Linked DNA regions of Mus musculus: all the other regions are linked to region 3. The links are chromatin loops, found by intact Hi-C in ENCODE. Cell type or tissue: left cerebral cortex. All regions are shown on one strand.

The links. Peaks named below come from ENCODE experiments on the same cell type or tissue, not always from the same donor. Only the 100,000 strongest peaks of a DNase experiment are listed, where the experiment ranks them.
Region 1: it touches region 3 in a loop (2.0-fold over the local background); 2 of 42 quality-filtered maps call a loop at or near these places.
Region 2: it touches region 3 in a loop (6-fold over the local background); 10 of 42 quality-filtered maps call a loop at or near these places.

Annotation. Positions count from the first base shown.
Region 1 is chr7:34,590,665-34,598,664 of GRCm38, forward strand. No RefSeq gene overlaps it. Among named protein-coding and RNA genes, the nearest start is that of Gm35378, 35 kb to the right of the region's middle. In left cerebral cortex, a CTCF peak has its summit at 4,002 (motif pointing right); DNase peaks (open chromatin) are centred at 3,918, 4,753 and 6,038; H3K4me3 peaks cover 739 bases.
Region 2 is chr7:34,248,772-34,256,771 of GRCm38, forward strand. It overlaps Garre1 (granule associated Rac and RHOG effector 1), which reads right to left. Exons shown (of 14, transcript NM_172741.3): 7 at 7,641-7,799; 8 at 5,216-5,313. Among named protein-coding and RNA genes, the nearest start is that of Gm12758, 18 kb to the left of the region's middle. In left cerebral cortex, CTCF peaks have their summits at 755 (motif pointing right) and 3,434 (motif pointing right); a DNase peak (open chromatin) is centred at 3,483; H3K27ac peaks cover 3,450 bases.
Region 3 is chr7:34,651,888-34,659,887 of GRCm38, forward strand. It overlaps Kctd15 (potassium channel tetramerisation domain containing 15), which reads right to left and starts at 2,511. Exons shown (of 7, transcript NM_001360820.1): 1 at 2,360-2,511; 2 at 697-795. In left cerebral cortex, CTCF peaks have their summits at 3,874 (motif pointing left) and 4,080; DNase peaks (open chromatin) are centred at 1,208, 1,969, 2,850, 3,324 and 4 more places; H3K4me3 peaks cover 3,234 bases; H3K27ac peaks cover 1,237 bases.

The DNA of each region.
Region 1 (8,000 bases), 61 kb before region 3:
GGGGATTGCATAAGAACTGGTCTTACCACCCACGCAGTCAAACCCTGAAGCAGCACGGAGGGGCTCGGGGAAAGTTTGAAGGGCGATAAACACGTGGGCTTGGCACATAGTTTAAGTATTTTTGAAAGAAATACTTCGGAGGCTGGAGAGATGATGCCGGAAGTAGAAGCCATCACTCTCTGGACTCCCAAAGGATCCAGAGATTAGGTTGCAGCCCCCGAGTCAGGGGTCTTACAGCCATCTGTAAGGCCAGCTCCAGAAGATCTGAGATCTGGTGCCCTCTTCTGGCTTCCTCAGGCATGCACATGCACTGGAATACACATACTCAGACACACTCACACGTACCACATGCACACGTGCACACATACACTCACACACGCTAAACACATGCACATGTGCACACATACACTCACACACGCTAAACACATCCACACACATTCACACACACAACCACACTCACACACATTTGCATTCCACCACATACATACTCAAACACATTCGCACATTCTCATACATACTCACACACAAACTCACACATGCACACACTCTTACATATACACATACTCATACATACAAATACACACCGCACATGCACATACTTGCTCACACACACACTCACCCACTTGAAAATAAAAGCCAGTCAATCAATCAGTCATTCAGTGCCCCTGCTGCTGAGCCCTCAGAGGCCGTAGTCCAGAAGAAGCCACCCCATGATTTGGGCAGGCATTTGCTGAAAGCCTCCAGGGGAGCCAGTCTGCTCCCTCACACTAACAGACAACCTACCATGTCAGGAACCACCAACTGCAGTTCACTCTGAGGATCCGGATCGAAGTCTCAGGACCCAGCATCCCCACCCAGAGAAATGGGGAAAGCAAATTACTCCAAGGTTCCTTGTGTTGGGGGGCGAAAGCTAACATCACGTCCCACCCTCTCCCTGTGGCTGACTTGTGTAACTTTTGCAGCCTCAGGGCTGCTGGGAGTTGTGCAGGATAGAGCACCTGAGAGCCCTCAGCTCCGTGCGTGCGTGCGTGCGTGCGTGGGGCCTTCGAAGCCATGGCGATAATGGTAATACACGTCTTCCTGTACCCCCTTTCGGTTTCACGCTCGCTACTTAACCAAGATGAAGACCTTGAACTCCTGACCTCCCAAGTGCTGAGCTTGCAGGCATGTGCCACCATGCCCTGCTCCTCCAGCTCGCTCAAGATCTTAACAGAACAGCAAACTATTGTGTAATACAAATGTGATTCTGACTGTGATTAAACGGAATAATTTCCCTTTTGTTTGATGAGCGAGAAAATTTTCGTCTAATTCAGCGGCTGATTTGTTTGTTTGTTTGTTTGTTTGTTTGTTTGTTTTTCCAACCTGGCAACATTGCCCACCATGGCCTCTCACCCACCATTCTTGTGCCTTGGCCTCTCTGAGCAATGAGGTCACAGGCATGTGCCACCACGCCCAGCTCTCCTCTGGGTTTCCTAAAGCTGAAAATTTACTGTTAATGATTTCAGAAATTCACACATGAAAGGATGAAATTAGAGGAAGGAGCAATGACTGTGACCTGAGAAGGACGGTAAAGAGTCTGCTCCTTCTCTGATGGAGTGGGCAGTGGATTCCCCCATGATTCCTCCCTCCTCTCTCCCCCATGATTCTGCTGGCTGGTGCAGGCTGGACCCTAGCCCTAGCACACAACATGCATCTCACATCTCGACAGCAAGGCCAGGCCCATGGAGAAGCGAGAGAAGCACCTGCTGGGGACAGCATTTAAGGAAGTGTCCTCAAACCAGCAATCAGCTAAACCATCTTTAATGTACCACTTAACAAATATAAACTTACACACCCCAGACCTAAGACGAACAAGAACATCACCAATACTTCATCCTTGGCTCCTAACATTCTCCTGCCTGGCCTTGGTCAGATGCACATCTGGTCCAGCCTAGGAGAAGCAAGGAGGCCCCACAAGCCTGCTTTCCACCAGCATAGCAAGTAACAAAGAAACCCTTCTGCACACCACTGTGTGTGTGTACATGTGTATGCATGCGTATGCATGTGTGTGCACATGTACATGCGTGTTAATTTGCTTTCTGCTGCTGTGGCATACACCATAACCAAAAGTAACTTGAGAAAGAAAGGTTTTATTTCAGCATGTATTTTATAATCCATCACTGAGGGAAGTCAGGGCAAGAACTCAAGGCAGGAACCTGGACCAGGAAGGAACTGAACCAAAGGCCATTGAGAAACACTGCTTACCAACTTGCCTCCCTAACCAGCTCAGCTTAATTTCTTACACCATCCAAGACTACTTACCCAGGGGTGTCACCAACCCAGTGAGCTGGACCCTCCCACGCCAATCATTAATCAAGAGAGTGCTCAGACTTACCTACAGGCAATTTGAAGGAGGTATTTTCTCAGTTGAAGTTACTCTTCCCAAATGTTCTCTTTCATCAAGTTAAAAATCAAACAAACAAACAAACAAACAAAACCAGTGAGGACAGTTGTCTAAGTTAAGGTCTCCATTGCTGTGAAGAGACACCAAGACCAAGGCAACTCTTATAAAGGACGTCATGTAACTGGGGCTGGCTTACAGGTTCAGAGATTCAGTTCGGTATCATCATGGCGGGAAGCATAGCAGCGACCAGGCAGGCATGGAACTGGAGAAGGAGCTGAGAGTTCTACATCTTGTTCCAAAGGCAAACAGAAGCTTGTCTTCCACAGGCAGCCAGGAGGAGAGTCTCTCCAAGCCCCCCGCCCCCCCCCCCCCACACACACACACAATGATGCACTTCTTCCACACCTACTCTAGCAAGGCCACACCTCCTAAGAGTATCACTTCCCATGGGCTAAGCATATTCACCACAATACTGCATGTGTATCTGTGTGCTTTGGTTTTCTTACACTTTGATTGTCAGGTTGGGGTGATGTGAGATTTGAACTTACTTTATATATATATGACGGGGTCTCCTCACTGTTAAACTAAGCGATTGGCCAGGGAGCTCCAGGGTTCTGCCTGTCTCAGCTCCCCATCAACCATATTACAAGCACAAGCTGCGGTGCCCATTGTTTTTTGTATGGAGCTTAAATCCAGGTCCTTAGGTTTGTGTGACAAACGCTTTATTGACTGAGTCGCCTCCTCAGGCCCACCTTCATTTTAAAAAATAATAATAAAGCTGAAAACAGATAGAAAAATGATGTTACCTGTAGCCAGTTGTGAGGTATGCGTAAACACACTCCCGAGAGTCCAAGTTCTACCAGTGAAGATAAGAAGGGGTGGAGGGTGGGACTAATGGAGGAGAGAGAGAGGCTCCCATTTCCAAAAGAAATCACAGCAGAGACTGAAAGTCTTGGGTCAAGTTTTCATACAAAGACTGCTTTCTCAACATGGATTCTGTAATTTATCGTCTTAACAATATTCTTTAAATTATTACTAAAAATGCCACCCAGATGCACAAAATGATAGACATCCTTCCTACCCATGGACTTCATTTGGAAAGCCTCAATTTCCCAGGACCTTGGTTTCTGTTATTTTTGCCCAAAATAGCAACTTTTCTGTTCAACGGTATATTAATGCAGAATAGAAATAAAGATGCTTCAAAAAAAAAATCGTCCAAGCACAAAAGGAGATGGTTTTCAAGAGATAATTTCCCATATTTACATATTTTACCTTAAGCATTTCGTAGTCTCTGCCTGCTGGTGAATGGATCAGATTCTCTTTTTTACACGCCTTCAAAATGAACCAGTTTGGTTTCTAAGCCGTTGCAAGAACGGAAATGAATTCGAACTTTTTTTTTTTTTTCTTTCCACTTCATTCTCGCATCTTCACGTTTCCTTATTTCACATGGTTTAAAATAAAATGCCCCCGGCGATATTTTTCCTTTCTCAAGAGCAAAGTGAACGTGACTTTTCGGAAGGGTCACGGGATGCCCCGGGGGGTTGTGGGTGTTACTGGACCGCTGCCTGCTTTCAGCTTGACTGAAGGGCTTGTCAGGGTTTTCATCTCCCATGGAGCCCCTGGCGCTGGCCGGAAGGGGGAGAAGGCTGCAGAGGGAGTCCCACGCTGCCGCTTTCCCACCGACATCAAATCCTGGGGTTTGAAAATTAATCCCACACAAAGACAGGCATCCATTGTGGAGCCTGTTTGAAATTAGGCAGCGATAATAACCTTTCTAGGATGTCTCAGTGTTGATGTAGCCCCCTGAGGCAACTTGAAGGTTGCCAGAGGAGATGCCCCTCCCCCAGTATGTGACTGAGATACCCCAGTAATTCCAATAAGATGACTTCCTGGCCTGGCTGGGGAATGGTATGGGGCAGTGCCATGTGACCTCCAGCATGGATGGCTGCAGTCCCTCTGATAACAACAGCTCCTGTGCATTCCTGGTTCTGAGCCACAGACCGTTACTGGGTCAGAATGGCTCATCCCCACTCTTGAAGGTTTTTTATTTTATTTTATTTTTTTATTTTAATGGCTCAGGCAGGTCTCAAATCCAGGACAAATAGCTAACTAAGGTGCTGCAGAACCCAGCCCGGGGATTTGGATCTCCTGGGGCTGGAGTTATAGACAGCTGTGAGTAGCCTCTCGTGCGTGGGTGCAGCAAACTGAATGCAGGTTCTCTGCAAGAGCTGTTCTCGCTCTTAACCTCTGAGCCACCTCTCCAGCCCTGTACCCGTCTAGTACTAATAAATCTTGTTGTTGTTTTGACAAACTGGGACCTTTCCCTGAGCTTTCACAAAGAAAACAGTAGCAGCTCCCTTTCTACAGTGGGTGGGAAGCCCCGCGTCTCAGTATGGGAACCAGAAACCAGGAGAGCCAGCTTCTGCAGTCACCCACCCTAGCTCTGTGGCCTACTAGCAACTGCCCGTCCTGGACCATGTCAGGAAGCCAGTGCAGCAAAGTGGACTAGTCCAGGTTCTAGAAGCTGACTCTCCTCTCTCCCACAGAGGCAACCTGGTAGCTTTCCCCACTGGACAGTGGATACCCATCTCCGTCATCTGAAGTTACTAAGGAATACTGCAAGCTTAAGTGATTTGTTTGTATGTGACCTTACTAGACCAGAATAACAATTTAGTTGTTTTTCATAGTTTCTATGCTTTTAAATTAGTAGATACTAACATCGTCTCTGATGACTCCATTTGAAGCCCTGTTACAAAGATTGAGCCTCAGAAACAGAGAGCACAAGTTGGGGTGGGGTGGGGCATTTGTTTGGTGAAGGGAGGGTGTTGCTCACTCCCATAATCCGAGCACTCCAGAGGCAGGAGAATGGAGAAGACAAGCCTCGTGTTCAAGGGCATCCTGGGCTACTTAAGGAGACTCTATTTTGAGAAGGACAAAGAAGCCAGCTATGGTAGTTTACACCTTTGGTCCCAGTGCTGAGGCAGAAGCAGGCAAATCTCTGACTTCTAGGCTAGCCTGGTCTACATAGTGAATTCTATAACAGCTAGGGTTACATAGTGAGACCTTATCTCAAAAAATAAATTAGGAGGAGGAGGTAGAGAAGGGGCGCGGGGGAGGAAAGAAAGGTAGCAAGAGGGAGGGAGACTGAAGCAGCCACGGTATTTTCCTGGTGTTCTTTTTGGGGCTGGATTTTGTGGTGTTTTTTGAGATTCCAAGGATAGAAGGTTTTATTTCATTTGACTTACTTCTTTTAACCCTTGGCAATGGTTTTGAAGCAAGGAGGCCAGAGAAGACAGTTTGAGGATTTTTGTCAACAACCAAAGCTGATTTATCAAAAGGGCGCTTTTTAACAGCCTAATGACCCAGGTCGAACTCCTTTCTCTATTCTGGGTTTTGGAGGATGTGCGAGGTCTGGTCCTCGCATCTGGAAACTTACAATGATACCTCCTTCCCTGTTTTAATGCATTTCACCTCACCGAGGCAGCCGGATCAGAAGCTCGCAAGGAAAACCGATGCCCTTTCCCGCAGCTAAATTAACCAGAATCACGTGGAAAACAATCCAAGCCTTGTAGGAACGGGGAGCCATTAAAATGTGCCCAGAGCAATGGACTGCACCCAATCTCGCAGCCTGGCTCTCTCTCTCTCTCTCAGCAGCAGCCGACAAGAAGCTGCTCCCTGGGATGGAGAGGGAGCCTTGTTGAAGTGCCACAATTAAAATCAGCTCCTCTGCCAAAAAATAAAAGAGAGGAGGGAGAAGGAGAACATCAAAGACAGATTGAAATGTGTAGTTAGTAATAAGAGTGGTCTCCTCTTGAACCACAGCCTGCAGCCATTCACGGCCCCCTTGTTAATGAGAAATGTTGACCTCTGGTTTGTGAGTTAAACTTGTAATCCCAGCTAATGAAGTAAATCACTTCTAAGTTGAGCCTGTTGTTCCTGTGTGCTCTGCACACTGGGTCTGTGAGTGAGCGCCCAGGTCCACATGCAAATGGGGGCTGGGGCTGGGGCTGGGGCTGGGGCTGGGGCTGGGGCTGAGGCTGGGGCTGGGGCTGGGGGAGAGGATTCTGGGACTGCGTGGGGTTTGTGCACACAGTGGACACACCGAAGGCAGTTCTTTCTTCTTCCTCCTCTTTTTCCTGAAGTTTGAGCCCAGGGCCTTACAGACGCCAGGCAAACGTCTACCACTAAGCTGCAATTCCACTTAGCCCTGTTTTGCTTATTTCAAGGCTGGGTCTCCGTATGTAACCTGGGGCTAGCTTTGTACTCCAGAGCCTCCTGTCTCAGCCTCTCAAGAAGTTGGAATTATAGGCATGTGCTTGGACTTGATCCTAGGCACACTGTGGACCTATTGCTTTACAATTACTTTCTTGTAACTCGAATATTGATAAAAAAGGAGAGGCGGGGGAAGGAGGGAGAGACAGTATAGAAGCTGGCATGAATGACCTTCTGCTGGGAAGTAAGCAGGGTGCCCTATATATTACATTTATTTTATTTATTTTTATTTTATTTGCATGATCCCAGATAGCTCAGTTGGAAGAACATGAGACGTGGTGTGTGTGTGTGTGTATCCTATATATGCTGTGTGACACACGGCAGACAGTAAAAGCCTTTGACTCTCCTGTTGTAGAACTCCCTACCTTGAGACCGGATTTCTCACTGAACTTGGAATCAGAGTGGTGTTTGCGTGTATGTGTTTGTTTATGTGTTTGCTTTACGAGCTAGGCTGACCTGCCAGCAAGCCCCAGGAGTCTTTCCTCAGCACTGGGGTTCCGAGCACTTTCTGCCCTGTGGAGCTTTTAGGTGGGGGCTGAGGATCCAAACCTGAGGCCTGTGCTGGCGTAGTGGGTGTTCTTTTTTTCTTTTTCTTTTCTTTTTTTTTTTGGGGGGGGGGGGGTTGAAACAGGGTTTCTCTGTGAAGCCCTGGCTGTCCTGGAACTCACTTTGTAGACCAGGCTGGCCTCGAACTCAGAAATCCTCCTGCCTCTGCTTCCCAAGTGCTGGGATTATAGGAGTGTACCACCACGCCCGTCATAGTGGGTGTTCTTACCTACGGTTATCTCCCCAGCCCTTCTATTTATCTGTAGAAGTGTGCCTTTTCGCCTCCGTGGGAACAATGAAATACCTAATCCAGAGCTTGGGCGTGGTGTTTGGAATCCAAATCAGTATTTGTGGAACAAAAGGTGCTAAGTAGGAAGCTGGAGAGACAGCTCAGCAGTGAGAGTGTTTACTCTACTAGGTGTGGTGATACACAAGCCTTTAGTCCTAGCTCTTGGGAGGTAGAGGCAGGAATATACCTGTGAGTTCGAAGCCACCCTGGTCTACACAGTGAGTTCCCGGACAGCCTGGGCTATGTAGAGACTGGTCCCAACTAACGAACACATATTTACTGCTGTTGCCAGCCCCACTTCAGGTGGCTCACCACTGCTGTAATTCCAGACCCATGACACCCTCTTCTGGTGTCCCATGTGAATCCACACGACACATACAAACACATACAGACATAAATCTAAGAAGAAACGATGTCGCCCCTGAGTGAAGGAAAGATCACTAAGTAGTGTAGGAGTTGCTAGGAAGATGACGCACCTAAAAAAATACCCTGGAGCTGTGGTGCGTCCAA
Region 2 (8,000 bases), 400 kb before region 3:
GGGTGGCTGGGGATGAAGGCAGCTCGGTCCCTGAAGCTCATTAGATAGTAGGTCACTCTAGCTGAATGGATATCCTGCAGCTTCAGTGAGACCCTACAAGACAGGGTTTCTCTGTGTAGCCATGGTTGTCCTGGAACTAACTCTACACAAGGGTGACTCCAAACTCAAGAGATTTGCCTACTTGTGCCTCCCAAGTGCTGGGATTAAAGCTGTGCTCCACCATCCCTGGCTTTATACATTTACGTCACTTATTGTGTGTATATGAGTATAAATGGATGGACCCAAACAGAGGTTAGAAGGCTACTATCAGGAGCCGGCTCTTTCCTTCTACCAATGGGCTCCAGGAATTGAGCTGAGGCTGTCAGGCTTAGAGGCCTTTATATAAGATTGTTTGTTTGAACATTTACTGTGTGTGTGCATGTGTGCATTCTGTGTGTGTGTGTGGAGATGGACACGAGTGCAAAGGGCCATGTGAGGAGAATGTGTAGGAGCTGGTTTCCTCCTTCCACCATATGGGTCCCAAGAATTACGCTCAACTTATCAGGCTTGGGGTCAAGCGTCTGTTTAGTCATCTCACAGGGTTTTGTTTGTTCTGTTAGAAGCTCATGTAGTCCAGGTTGGCCTTAAACTTGCTACACAACTGGTCCTCCTGCCCTTAATTCCTGAGTACTGGGATTAACTTTTTTTTCTTTTTTTTTTTTTAAAGATTTATTTATTTATTATATGTAAGTACACTGTAGCTGTCTTCAGACACTCCAGAAGAGGGTGCCAGATCTCATTATGGATGGTTGTGAGCCATCATGTGGTTGCCAGGAATTGAACTCAGGACCTTCAGAAGAGCAGTCAGTGCTCTTAACCGCTGAGCCATCTCTCCAGCCCCAGGATTAACTTTTTAAAACCAACTTTCTTTTTTTTTTTTTTAAGAATCATGAAAAGTTTTTTTTTTAAAGATTTATTTATTATTATATGTAAGTACACTGTAGCTGTCTTCAGACACACCAGAAGAGGGAGTCAGATCTTGTTACGGATGGTTATGAACCACCATGTGGTTGCTGGGATTTGAACTCTGGACCTTCAGAAGAGCAGTCGGGTGCTCTTACCCACTGAGCCATCTCACCAGCCCCCTAAAACCAACTTTCATACAAAATAATTCTTAAGACTTATTATTTATTCTTATTATTTGAGATAAGATCGCATTACATAGTCCTGGCTGACCTCAAACTCACAAGGTCTCTTATCTCTTCTTCTTCTGAGTGCTAAGATTAAAGGCTACACCACTACGCCTGGCTTTATTTTTTTTAATTATGAATGTGTGTGAGTCTGTACAGGTGACTATCAGTGTCTAAGGAGACCAGAAGCATTAGATTCCCTGGAATAGAATTACAGATGGCTATGAACTACTCAGTGTGGGAATTAAACTCAGGTCCTCTACAGTAAGTCTTCTTAATAGTTGAGCCATCTTGCCAGCCAGGGTTCCTTCTTCTTTCTTTTTTTGTTTTATGTGCATTGGTGTTTTGCCTGCACATATGTCTATGTGAGGGTATGGTATCCTGGAGCTAAAGACAGCCATGAGCTGCCTTGTGGGTGCTGGGAATTGAACCTAGGTCCTCTGGAAGAGCAGCTAGTGCTCTTAACCACTGAGCCACCTTTCCACCCCTACAGCCATGTTCCATTAAAAAAAAAAAAAAAAAAAAAAGGTGTGTTCTCTGTGCTACACACTTATGTGGAGTTGGTCCTTGGCCACTCTCACATGGGTACAGGCGATAAAGTAGATCTTCCCCCTCACTCATTAGGTGCTTTACACATTGATCTTGTTTGCTGGCCCATGCTGCGCTATGACATGCCATACACCCCTGCCACTGTGCTTTGCTCACTGTATTTGCTTCTGTAACTCCCCACTCATCATCCAAAAGTCATCCTCCTGCTGTTATGTCATATATTGGCATGTGTGGATAATGTAATAACACATGTATGTGTTGGTCTGGTGAGATGGCTCAGCAGGTAAGAGCACTGACTGCTCTTCCGAAGGTCCTGAGTTCGAATCCCAGCAACCATAAGGTGGCTCATAACCATCTGTAGTGAGATACAACGCCCTCTTCTGGTGTGTCTAAAGACAGCTACAGTACTTACATATAATAATAAAAAATAAAATCTTTGGGCCAGAGAGAGCGGAGGTCCTGAGTTCAATTTCCAACAACCACATGATGGCTCACAGCCATCTGTACAGCACAGAGTGTATGCAATAAAAGCCACCCTTTTCACCAAGATGGTACCGAAAGCGAAGAAGGAAGCTCCTGCCCCTCCCAAAGCCAAAGCCTTGAGAGCTAAGAAGGTGGTGCTAAAAGGCGACCATAGCCACAAAAAAAGATCAGAAAGTCACCCACCTTTCAGCGGACCCAAGACCCTGTGGCTCCAAAGGCAGCCAAAATATCCTCGAAATAGTGCACCCAGAAGAAACAAGCTTGACCACTGTGCTATCATCAAATTCCCACTGACCACCGAGTCAGCCATGAAGAAAATAAAGGACTACAACATGCTTGTGTTCATTGTGGATGTCAAGGCCATCAAGCACCAGATCAAAGAGGCCGTGAAGAAACTCTATGACATTGATGTGGCCAAAGTCCATACCCTGACAAGGCCTGACAGAGAGAAGAAGGCGTATGTTCGCTTAGCTCTTGATTATGATGCTCTAGATGTTGCCAACAAGATTGGGGTCATCTAAACTGAGTCCAGATGGCTAATTCTAAATATACACTTTTTTTCCCACCATAAATAAATAAGTCTTTTAAAAAATATGTGCATGTTTGTGAGAGACAGACACAGGGGGAAGGGTGTCTTGTTTCTGTAACCCATAATGGTGTAAGCTTAAGGATCCTCTGTCAGCCTCCTAAGGGACAGCAAGACAGACATGTACACCCATGGTTGGCTGAATAAACTCTTGATTAGTTTGCTGACAATTATTTTCCTAAAAATGAAGTAACACTCCCACTTCAGCATTCCCAATGAGCACATACTTGTACAGGCCCAACATCTCTAACCCAAAAACAGGAAATGTTCAAAATACAAACTTTCTGATGCTACAGTGACAACACAAGAGAAGAATTCCACAGATGATCTCAAGTGCAAGGTCACAGTGAAAATTCAGAGCACCACAAATACTATGTAATACTATGCAAAACCAGCACTGGCCTAGGGCACAGCAGTCTGAAACACAGGTGATCATGTATTTACACTTCATTCTCACAATACCTCATCATACCCATGGGCAAATACTTTCAAAACAAAACCAAAACGGCTGGAATCGGAAATACTTCTGGTCTCTAGCATTTCATGTCAGACACTTGATCTTGGCTTTCCAAGAGAAAAAACAAAACAAAAGAAAACCTCAAAGCAAAAACCAATTTTTATCATTACAAAAAGCAGACAGCAGAGGGAGCCTTTGCAAGCAGTAACAGATGCCATTTCAGAAGGTACAGTAAATTACAAAGGAAATGAACCACACAGGCAGTGAGTGTTCTGTCAGTTTTGTTCTCAGCCTGCAGGCCTCATGCCTTTCCCACATGCAGACTGTGTTTTCCCAAGTGTGGCCTCTGGCCACCTGCACCAGGATTACCTGAGGTGCTTATTAAGCATGCAGATTGCCAGCATCCCCTGAGTGTCAGAAATCTCCATCTTCAGCTGGCTCTCAGGGGTCTGCTACCTTCAAAGTTTGAGAAACCAGGCTTTAAAGACTTGGAGCTGCCAATCACCTCTGACCCAAGGTAGAAAATAAACTAGCTTTGTAGAAGCTGTTTATGATCACCCAATTCTATATAAGTTATGTCTGTTTTTCTCAAAATGAGAATCCATATAAGGTCAATGTTTTCCAATGAGCTAGGTATGATAACATACATAGGTAATCCCAGTTCAAGAGGTGGAGGCAAAAGAATCAGGAGTTCAAGGTCATGTTTAGATACACAGTGGGCTTTTAGGCCACCCTATGTTTATGTAAGACTCTGTCTCAACAACAATAATAAAAACTTTTGAATGAGAATTAAATTAGGAATTCAAATTGCAGAGTGCTGGCCCAGAATGCCTGGGTTTGGTCCCCAGCATCCTGTAAAACTGAGCTTGGCAATGCATACCTATAATCCCAACACTTAGGAGGTGGAAGCAGGAGGATCAGAAGTTCAAGGCTATCCTTAGCTACAAGGTTGCCCTTCACTACAAAGCAAGTTTAAACAAGCCTGGAATACGTGAGACACCATCTCAAGATAGACAGACAGACAGACACTGAGAGTTATTAGAGGGTTAAAAAGATGACTCAGCCAGTAAAGGCATTTGCCAGCAAATCTAATGACCTGAATCCAGTCCCCAGAATCTACAAAGACAGAGGGAGAGAATGGACTCTTCCTGCAAGGTGTCCACTGCCCTCCACATAAATATATTAAAAAAACAATTCAGCTTCAGCTTCATTTTCTGTATACACTTTTCTCCAAAAACCTTGTGTGGTTGCTTCTCAATCCAAAAGTCTCTTGGCCTGTTTTTCTGTAATATAGCTCAAACCAGTACTTGCCAATATCCCTTACTGCTATCTAAGTGAAACTAATTATTTTAGGGCAAAATGAATCTTTTGATCTTTCCCTTTACTTGCTGTGATCACTGTGAGGTTACACCTTTTCTCATCTCCTTGTGCAGTGTCTTCTTTCCTCATGTATGAGGTCATATCCCTGGCCTGCTTCCTTGTTTATAGGAGCTTTTGTCTTAGAAAACAAACTATGAATAACCCTTTATCTTTTGAAGTGTTACAAATATAACAAAAAACAGTTTTGTTTGTCCCCAGATTTACAATGAGAATGAATATATAATGATATAAGCTCAAGCTTATCAGGGTTGTAACTGAAAAGATAGACTTGAGAGAAAATTCTAGTCTCTCCTCAGCTTTAGAAAAATAAAGGGTGACTCAGTGAGAGCAAAAGACACTAAACCCTGTGGCTTCAGTAAGAAGATAACACTGCTCATTATGGTCTATTACTTATATGCCAGTTGCCTGTGGTCAAAGGAGCTCTTTCTCAGAGGTCTTAGATTCACCATCATAGCCAAGCCAAACAGACTCCAACACCGCCCTGCTACCTGAGAAGTGCACAGGTAGCAAGCACTACTATGTCAGGTTGCAAAGATGTGAAAGATACACAGCCTTCAGAGTTTAGGCTTCTATTAAAAAGAGTCATGTTACCATGTGGATGGGACTTGAACCACAATTCTGGAACCTTCAAGACTGATCTGGGGTGCATAGGCTTCTTTATTTTCAATCTGTGCTGTGTCAACAACCACCTAGAAAAGAAACAAAGACAACCGCAGTTCAGAGAGATTTCAGTATCAAACATTCAAATACATAAGCGTATTAGTCACTCAGTAACCGGCAGAACTGTCTGCAGCACATCTGCACTGCAGTGAGACCAGTGAGACCCCCAGAGATAACAGCAAGCAATGATGCGCAAACACACAGAAACCAAACTCTAATTGTGGGGTCTACTCGATTTTGTAGGCATTTTCTACACTGTAGTTGTTCTAATTACAAATTATTCAAGATAAATGTGGTTGTATATTTCTGTCATCCCAACACCTGTGAGGCCATGGCAGATGGATGAGTTTGCAGTCAGCCTGTGCAATATGTGACCCTGTCTCAAAATGAAGAAATAAATAAGTCTGGAGAGCTGGCTCATATGTTGAGAGTACTTCCTGTTCTTTCAGAGGACTTGAGTCCCAACACACATATCAGGCTGCTTGCTCACTGCCACCTGCAACTCTAGTTCCAGGAGATCCAATGCTCTCATTTGGCCTCCAAAGATAATACACACACACAAAATTTAACTTAAAAATAAAGTCCTAAGATAAAACTTTAAATGGGAAAGGACTGGAAAAAAGAGAAAAAGAAAGTGAAGGATAAGAGAAAGAGAAAGGGAAGAGAGTTGATGCATCTTTTATTTTAGGAGTTTGTTCTTGTTTTGATCTTTTCAAGACAGTGTTTCTCTGTATAGCTATGGCTGTCCTAGACCTTGCTCAATAAACCAGGCTGGCCTCAAATTCGGGGATCCACCTGCCTCTGCCTCTGCCTCTACCTCCTGAATGCTGAGATTAAAGGTATGCACCACTACACAGCTATTTTAGTGTTTTTGTTTTTTTAAACGTTATATACGTGAAAGAAAAAAAAGATGTCAGAAACTGAACCAAGCTGGGCCCAGTGATGCAGACCTGTTTTCTAAGCTCCTTACAAGGGTGAGGCAGAAAGACTACAAATTCAAGGGCTGGGGATATGGCTCACTAGTAGAAAAACACATCTCCATTTTGGAAGGAGTTAAGCTACGCATAGGTACTTTTCATGATTCCAAACACAGCTTCCAGTGTGTTCATTTCCACGGTTATAAATAAACAGGGTTCTTATGGCTGGACCTTTGAGAAACATTTCCTGTCCAAGGAACAGCCTTTGTTGGACCTGACAGGTGTTTCCTCTCTCCTCCTCCTATGGCTATGGTCCTAAACGCCTTTGTCAGCTACAACAAAGGCCCTACCATCAATGGTAGGGAAGTAAAAAGTTCCTGGATTCTGCGTATAATTACACTCCCCCCACCCCTTAGCTTAAACTGATTTCTCAAAACTGCCTTCTCCTGCTGTACTCTGTGTTCTGGAGCACACATTGCCATAGTGCCAGCTTCAGCTGACACAGTCCTGGTCTCCAGGAAACTGGCTCAGTCTCTCTATTATAGGTTAGCAGAGTGACCCTTGTTTCTTGCTTTTCTTTCTATATGAATCTTCAAGGAAATGGAGCCCAGGTCTGTACACTGTCTCTGAAGTAATCTGCATGAAACAGGGACAAAGACAATTTTAATCTGTTTTTTTTTCATGAATAAAGCAGAAATCAGACTACAAAGAGTACCTATAAAAAAGTTTTTTATTTATTTATTTTTTAGACAGGGTCTCACTCTCAAACCATGAATATGAGGCAGAATCTAGTACATACAAGCTACTTGGGTCGACATGGCAGACAATAAAAGCTAACAGTGATCACAGATGCTGAGCTCTGGACCTGGTCTGACTTCACCTGAAGTTTCTTTAGTTTTTATTTTCCTTCCCTTTTCTCTGACAGGTAAAAGATAGATTTTTACCTGAAGCAGATACTGCCACTTTCTTGTACAAAAGGTAATGGGCAGAGAGCTAGGATAGGAAATGATTGGGTTGGGGCCCTAGCTCACCTTTACAGGGGCTGACCTGTAAAGGTGAGAAGAACAAGCCACATTTAGAGAGGTCAGAGAACAGGCAGAGTACAGAGGACTGAGATAGGAGGCCACCAGCCCAGCTCACTTGAGCAACAGGAAACTCCAGTGTTGCTGCAGATCAGTCAGGCCAGTCAAGGCCCACACAGGCAGTACTAATGTGTTTGTTACTCTAAGATGAGGAAAGCGTACAACATCACCATTTTGTAAATAGATTCCCAGCAAATACAGGTTACAAAGGTATTAAAACAAACAAACAACAAAACTTTCAGTTCTGAAGAGAGAGCAGGGTCTTCCTATGTATCTCAGGCTAGCCTCCAACTCTTCCTTTTGCCTCAGTCTGTGCAGTGTTTTGCATTGTGCTCTCATGCTCTCACATATACTCACCAGCCCTGCCTGGCCGAACAGCAGCTGCACAGCAGTCTTACAGGCACCCCGCCACATGGACGGGCACACCTGATTCAGGACTTCAGTCACAGGAAGATCATCCCTAGGTGTGATTCCATTGTAGCAGCCTGCTTCCTTGATGAGCTGTAACATGGTATGCTACAGATTGACAAGAGAGAGGACAGTTCACATCTCAAGACTCTTGACACTGGCAAGGCTACAAAACTTATAGGGGTTATTTATGCAACCACCCTCAAGAGAGGCACTCTGAGAGCACCCAGATCATGCCATTTGGAAAAAAAAAAGTTTTTGGAGGCAGGATCTCACTATGTGTCCTTGGCTGGCCTAGAACTCTCTTTG
Region 3 (8,000 bases):
ACACACACACTGACACACACATACACACAGACACACACATACACACAGACATACACACACAGAGAGACATGGAAAGGGGAGGAGGGAAGTCTACAAACATAACCTGGACTTCTCTGACACAGATTTAACCCTTATGTGTCAAAACTACATGCTATCCTGGGTACCCACATGGTGCTTTTTCTGTTAAACTTCTAGATCTCTGTCTTAACATTCAGCATGCAATGATAAAACATGGTCTGAGGTACATAGACTGAACCGATTCAATGGAAGGTAAGTGTCTCCCCTCCTATGATTTGCTTCACCTCTCCGCTGCCCTGGGAAGTTCTCTGACCTGAGACTGTTTGGGGGTGAGGGAGGGTGTTCTATCCTCCTGGAAGAGTTGGGTGGCTGTTCAGTCCCCTGCTTTGGACATCCCAGGTCATTTACCTCAAGGAAGTTTTTGAAAAACCAAAGCGGACCCAAGGGATGGGTTATCCAGTCCTGGGAGGGGGGGTGGGGGTGGGGGAGAGGATGCCATAAAGGAACACCCACTGAAGGTCAACAGAGATAGAATTCCCACCCAAATTCTACCAAAGCACCACATTTTTCCACTACCAGGACCCAACTCAGATGTGACAAGTAGCATCAAGCGCCCATCTACCAAGCTGCCCCAGCCTGCCCTCAGCCTGTTTCTCACAACACAAACCAGAAACTCACCATTGGAAGCCCCAGGCCTTAAGCCTTGACCCGAATCTCCACTGCTCCCTCTGCCAAACGCATCTGTGGTGGACCACGACCCTTCTTCCCAGAACACTGCTGAGATCACAAACATAGACGTGCAATTGATAAGAGACACAAGTTCCCTGCACCAAACACCAGGACCCAGACGCGGCTGAGGCTTGGCCAAGCCGCCTGTTGCAGGGACCTCAGCGGGTTTGCAAACTGGCCCAGCATTGACCCGCTTCTCCAAGCTGTGGTGGGAGACCCCGGTCCCGCGCCCACCCGCAGCCGAGCCCCGCCCGCCCGAGCAGAGGGAAGTGAGCAGAATGCCACGCTCATTTACACACAAAATGATTTTGTGTCCCATTGTGCTCGCAGTTGTTCAGCTCTCTGGGGGTGATTAAACTGGCTGAGCTGCGGCAGCTTGAGACGATTTCACTAAATCGCTTCTTCGTGAAGTCGCTTCTTTTGCTAAGCTGTTATCTTAACCATAAAAGGTAAACAGAAGGCGCCTCTCCAGTTCCCTTCAGCTCTTACGCCCAGGGCGCTTGCCCGAGGCAGCAGTGCCAGGGGCCTGCAGGACTGTCCAGGGGTGGAACGGGAGGGACGCAGCGGGCCACCTGGTGCGCGCCAGCGGGGCCGCAAAGCCAGCCGGCCGGTGTGAACTTCGGGGCTACAGGATCCGCTGGGCCGAACCTCCGGCCCCGCGGGCGGGGTGGCCAAGGTACCCGAAGGGCCCAGCGAAGAAGGGGTGGGAGTGCGGTGGGGGGCGGAGACAAAGTTAAATCAAGAGGCAGACACTTCAAGACCACAGATGGGAAGCTCGCCTAATTAAGGACGTAAAAGCGCTTTTGTTCTCAAAGTTTATTGTTGCCGGGATTTAAAAAAAATTAATTGAAACTAATGCTGTTATTCACTCGCGCAGTTAAATTCCTTCATGCACATTTGAGACACGGAGTGAAAACTTGAAGGTTTATCTTTCTACAGTCGGGGGCTTCTCGAGGGAGGGTAGAGAGGTGCTACTGTGACGCGAGAGTGGGAGAATGAGGGTGTTCGCATCCAGATGAGGGGGTGCGTGTGGGCAGTGGAAATCTAGAGACCGCGGTCCGGTCTTGGGGCGGCGCGTTCCCCGCCCCACATCCTTCCTGAGCTTGGAACCACCACCAGTGCGTCTAGCATGAGACTCGTAGGGTGGGCGTCAGAGAACGCACATCTGTCCCGTTAGAGACTTTTTTCTTTTCTATAAATTGGGCGCCAACCCGGTCCTGTGAGCCCCGAAAGCCCAGCTGCATGGAGCCGGTTTCAGACTCAGGAAAGTCATCAGCTCTGCAGGGCACTCGAGCCCATACTGGAACCAGAGTGCGGAGGACCTGGACGCATATTCCGCACAGCAGGATGATCAGAGCCCGGCCGAGTGGGGAGGGTCCACCCGCGGCTAGGACCAGCCCACGTGGGCACCCCCCCGCCCCGTGCGCGCCAGGCCTTTGTGCTGGGCGCCCCCACGCCGCCAGCCCCTGCGCTCAGCAGAGGGACAAAGCAGCCGCCCCCCCGCCCCCAGCCTAGGTCCCGGCCCGGGGCCGAGTGACTTTCTCGGAATTGCAGCCACTTTGGGAACCAGGGGTGTGCGGCACTGAGCGGTGGCCGCCCGTGCTGGGCTTACCTCGGAGCCGGAGCAGTGGATCGGGCACCGGCGCAGCCCCCGCCCCCCGCAGCCGCCGGTGTCGGGCGCCCGGCGCAGCCCCGTCGCCTAGCGCTCGATGCGCGCGGGTCGCTCCGGTCTCGTCCTGGAGTTACTTTCTCTCTCGCCCCCAACCCTCCCCCCACCCACCCCTCCCGCCCCGGCCCCCGCTCCGCGCGGCCCCTCGCGGCGCGCCGCGCCGGGGCCTCCCCTCCCCGCCCTCCCCTCGCCTCCTCCCTCTTCGCCGCGGCCGCCGCCGCCTCCTTTTCGCGCAGCTCTCCGGCTGCCCTCCCGCCGCTCCCACCTCTTCTCCTCCCTCTCTCTCCAGCGGCCTCCCCCGATGGCTGGAGGGGAGAAAATAGCCCCCCAAAACCAGCCGGTAGCCTGTGCGCCTCGCCGCGGCCCAGCCCGGATTGCAAAGGGCAGCGATCCGGTTCCAAATTACCCCGGCGCGGCGAGCGCGAGCGGGCGCGCGCGGGCGACTCCTGGCTCGGGGCTCGGCTGCGCCTCGGGGCAGAGGATTAGAGTCGCAATTAGCTCCGCGCGCCCGCGCCTGCCGCGCTCCGCGACAAAAAAAAAATGCACCGTTCCCCACCGCCACCACTTCCTTCCCACCTCGCGATCCCCACCCGTGGGTCCCGGAGCCCCGTGCCTGGGTGCCAGGGGGCTGGACCAGTACCCTTCCGGGAGCGCTGCGCCCGAGCCCCGCGCCCTCTGCGCCCCAGCCCCCCGCCGTCCGGCCACGCGGCGCCCGGGCCTCCTCCGGGCTCGAGGAGGGGGCGGGGGAGAGGCTGATTTTAATCATTGTCATTTCATCTGATGTAATATTTCCCCGGGCGCTTTCAGCTGGGCATAAATTTTCGACTCCCAAATAAGTAACACAGGGCACGTTTCTCACATTTCTCGACTCCTCGGTTACAAAGAGGAGAGAAGCAGCCGCCGCCGCGGCGCCCCGGGGCTGAGGGCGGGACTTGGTGTGGGGAGGGGAGAGAAACTGGGCTGCCAGGCGGCTTACCTCCCTCTCTCCCTCCCTCTCTCCCCGGGTCTCGGCCCCGGCTGCCCCTCTCCCGGGGAGCAGCGCCGGCCGTGACGTCTGCGGACACGCGGTGGCCACCGCGGGGGAGGGGAGCGCGGGGCACCCGGCCCGTCGCCTGCGGCCACTCGCGCCATTTCCTGGACGAGCGCGGCGCGATGGAGACGGCGGCGGCCAAAGGTCCCTGCGGCGCGGAGGCCTGCACCCAGAATGCCCCTAGCTGCTCCCCCGCTGCCCCTTCCTCCTCCTCCTCCTTCCCTTGCGCCCCGCCCGTCCCTCCTCCTCGACCATTTCTCGGCTCCTAGGAAACGGATCGCGGCCGGTGCGCTTTGCCCAGACTGCGCCCCCGCCTGGTTCCCGGGACTCCCGGGCCAAAGGCAGGCTTTCGGCTAGGAAGGCGGGTGCGCTTCGGCCGGGAGCAGCGGCGCGGGCCCCCCTTTACAGACTCCGGCCGGGCCTGGGCGCCCTCTACTGGCCAAACTCCTGGGGGTGCTCTCGAGGCCAGACGGGAACACTGGAGAAAGATAATGGGGGTGGGGGCTTGGGGAGAGGACCCAGTCTCCCCTTATTCAGGGGACCTCTAGTGCGGAGAGAGCATCCGTCCGCGCGTCTGTAACTTCACGCGGGAATAAGAAACTTTCCTCCTGAGGGAGTTATTTATTTATTTATTTATTATCTCAAACTACTGGAGAAGGGGGAAATTTTCTCATTAAAGTTACATCCCCGCAGTTAGTTCAATTACTTGATATATGCAGAAGATGTTGTAAATTTATAGATTTAAATAGCTTACAAAGATGCCGCAGGCCCCATCAGTTAATTTCCTTAATTTATGGATTTTAAGCTGCTCCTAGAACAGAAAGGGGCCCGCGAAGTAGGTCAGGGATCTGTGCTGTGGGGGCCCATGGTCGCCCACGTTTGCTTCCCAGGCTCTGAAACCACCCTGGACTAGCTCCCAGCTTTGCTTAAACAGTGCTACTCTTCTGGTGAGCATGCAGGTGAGGGAGGTCCTGTTCGGCTGGATGGTCTGCTCAGTTCTTTGCTGGCTTCCCCAGGCTTTGGACAGCTCAAGGTAGTAGAACTTAGAAACAGTAAACCCCCCCAGTGTTGAAAAAGCTGACCCTTAGAATGAGGTGAAAAGCACTTTGCAAGAATGGTGACCTCAGTAGAGCAAGCTGCTATGTGAATGCCCTCAGCTTCAGAGAGAAAACCTTTCCTAGGCTTTGAAACAGGGAGAGCCAGGAGAGTATGCTAGGCTCACTTGAGGAGTGACGCTCTGAAAACTGCTTGTCACCGCCCGACGGGCCTCAGTACCCCCTCTCTTCTTGTCACCTGCATGGCTGTGGGTGAGTCTTTGTTTTGTGTTCAATACGGGTGAATACATACATATAAATTCATACTTAAAAGATTGGAATAAACTCAACTGTTTTAGGAAGCCACATGGCAATGTGATTAGGACTGGTATTCATGATTTAACATTTCTTTTCCCTCTAGATGAAGTTTCTAAGATTCACAAGGCACATGTCAAGGACGGGTGTATAAATGGATTTTTATTTATTCACAACTCCACGACTAATTGCTTCCCCTTGCCTCAAGGCCACGAGATTGGTTTTAATATGACACTTCAAAAGTATTCATAGAACTCCAGAGATAGCAAGTGTCATTGTTTAAGAGACAAATCTCACCGTGATACTGCTGACCCTGAAAAATAGCAGGTTTCACTTTATTTTAAATTCCCACATGTTTCTTTTTTTTTTTTAAGTTCCACTTGATACCAACTATATTAAAAATGCACAATTTAATCAGAACAAGGGCTGACCATTTTGAAGGACCTTTATTTCCTTGATGCTCCCGGTCTTTGTCTCCACCGTCTATCGTCTCTCATCGAATGGCTGAGCTCTGTGTGCGTCACGAAGGGTAAGCTTCGGTCTGAGTTTTGTCTCAGGTGTTTTAAAAGTTCCTGGCTAAGGCTGGAGAGATGGCTCACTAGTTGTGGCCATATGCTCCTCCTGCAGGAATTCAGTTCTCAGCACCCACACAGCAGCTTACAACTGCCTGTAACTCCAGCTCCAGAGGACCCAACATTCTCTTCTGGCCTCCGAGGGCATCTGCACCCCCCCCCCCCGCCCCCATGCATATCCAAGAATAAAATAAAGCTTTTTTTCTTTTTTAAGTTTCTAGCTAAATGTCAACTACCTCTTACACCAAGAGAAATTGGCATAGCCCACAATAGGTGTTTAGTGGTCTGTCGTATCCAATGCAGCAGGGGTACGTTTTTAAATTGAGAATATGTAATCAGGATGGAAACAGGCCGAGACATCTTGTGGACTATATCTTTCATTACTACAGTCCAAGTGACGAAACTGGATGAATCTAGGCAGAATGTGCATCGTTTAGATTTGATTAGTGCTGAAGTTGCCACAGCCTACAAGGGGATCCAGATCTGTGCTCCATTTAGGTTTCTGCTCCAACCAGAGCAGTCCTGTTAGCTGCAGGATGCAAATCTATCTGCTAGTGAAGTGAGGAGGTTGAAGCCTGTAATCATAGCATTCGGAAGGCTGAGGGAGGCGGCTCGTGAGTTCTGGGCCAGACTGAGGCTTGAGAGCCTAACTGGAACAACAGCCCCCCAAACAGGCCCGTAGTTAGAAAGAGGGAATGAATCTTAAATAAGATGAGTTTGCCTACTTCAGCATTCTTAGGAATGCTAGGACTGGACAACAGATGAATAGACTGAGGGTCCTTTCATCCTGGTAGAAGAAGGGATAAGAGCATGGAGGGTAATTGGATAGAGATGGCTCTTCTCCAGCTTGAGACTTCCAGGGGTCGAGGGGAGGGTCAATTTAGACTTGTCTATGTTTGTATCCATCTCAAGACTAAGAGAGGTCACCTCTGTATACTACAAAGGAACCAGACTGGCCCGGAGTGCCCAGATTGAGTGTTCCTAGTACGGAGGAAGCAGAGGCAGAATTCAAGGCTAGCCTGGGCCACAGAGTGCTACCCTATCTCCAACATGCTAGAGGTGGTAAACCATGTTTGTAATCTCAGCGCTTCAGAGGCAGAGGTAGGAGGAGGAGTTCAAAGCCAGCCTCGGCTACATAGTGGATTTAAGACCTGGTCTCAAGCCGGGCAGTGGTGGCACACACCTTTAGTCCCAGAACTTGGGAGACAGAGGCAGACAGATTTCTGAGTTTGAAGCCAGTCTGGTCTACAGAGTGAGTTCCAGGACAGCCAGAGCTACACAGAGAAACCCTGTCTCAGAAAAAAAAAAAAAAAAAAAAAGACCTGGTCTCAGAAAGTAAATACCAAAACAAGAAAGCTTCACGCCTACCTAGACACCCTTAGACAAAGAAAAATTATTCCAATGACCCCTACAGCATTCCCTGTCACACCGTACTGCCCCCAAATGGGGCAATAAGCTTTGAACAACCAGACTTACCTCCTAGGTTGGGGCCCCTTTATTGGGAGTGAAATGAATATTGGGCCAAATTGGGCTCAGTTTAGGGGGAAAGGAGAATGGTTTTGTGCTCAGGGTTGGAGTCTGTAAGAGTTTGTGAGGTGTTGCCCAAAACCCCGACCAGGTAGCAAAATAGAAGCTAAACCTGTGGAGAAAGCTAAAGCCTGGCACACAGATCATGCCTGGGCTACCAGGACTCACGAGGTTGAAGCCAGCCTGGGCTGCGTAATGAGCCCTGTCTTAAGAAATGTTTAAAACTTTAGGGCTGGAGAGATGGCTCAGCAGATAAAAGCACTGGCTGCTCTTGTAGATGGCTGGACAGAGATTGACTCCTAGATTGACTCCTAAGGAAATCAGCACCTTCTAGGGGACTCTTGGATCCACTATCACTCAACACATACAGATGTGTCTTTTTATATGATTTGAGGGGAAAAATGGGAGCGGGGACAAGGTCTTATACATAGCTCTGGCTGGCCTGGAACCCTCTGTGAAGACCAAGCCCAAGCTACAGAAATCAAACTGCCTCTGCCTCCCAAGTACTGAGTTTAAAGGCATGCCCTACCATGCCTAGCCTGATATTTAATTTTAAAGAAGTTCCTCGAGCCCAAGCCGGAGATGGCTTAACCCACCTTTCACCCACACCCTCAGGGGAAAAGGCTCAGAGGTGGGGGTGGTCAGGTAGAATGTGGCTACTTCCAGGTAACCAAACCAGGCCACCAGCCTCAGGCGCTCCACCTGGGTTCTTCTCCAGGCTCATTCCAGTCTAGGGAGCTGCTTCAGTGAAGCCTACAGAACCTCCTAGCAATCCCTCCAGGCATGGGGGGTGGGGCTGCTCCCTCTTAACTGAGGAAAACAGGCTAGTGGATTACTACACAGACTCTGGCTTGGCATTGGTAGGAGACCCAAGGGCCACCAAGGGTCAAGCATGTTTTGTGCAGCAAACTGGGGATGGGGGTGGGGCAGGTGTGCGTGTGTGTGTGTGTGTGTGTGTGTGTGTGTGTGTGTGTGTGTGTGTTGTGAGGCTCGATCTCTGGGATCCTGTCAGCAGACCACAGGCTCAGCACTTGGGTCCTGTTACTAAGTGCCTTTGTGTGGCTACTAGTGACCCATCGGGTCTCATAGGACACAGGGTTCTGTTG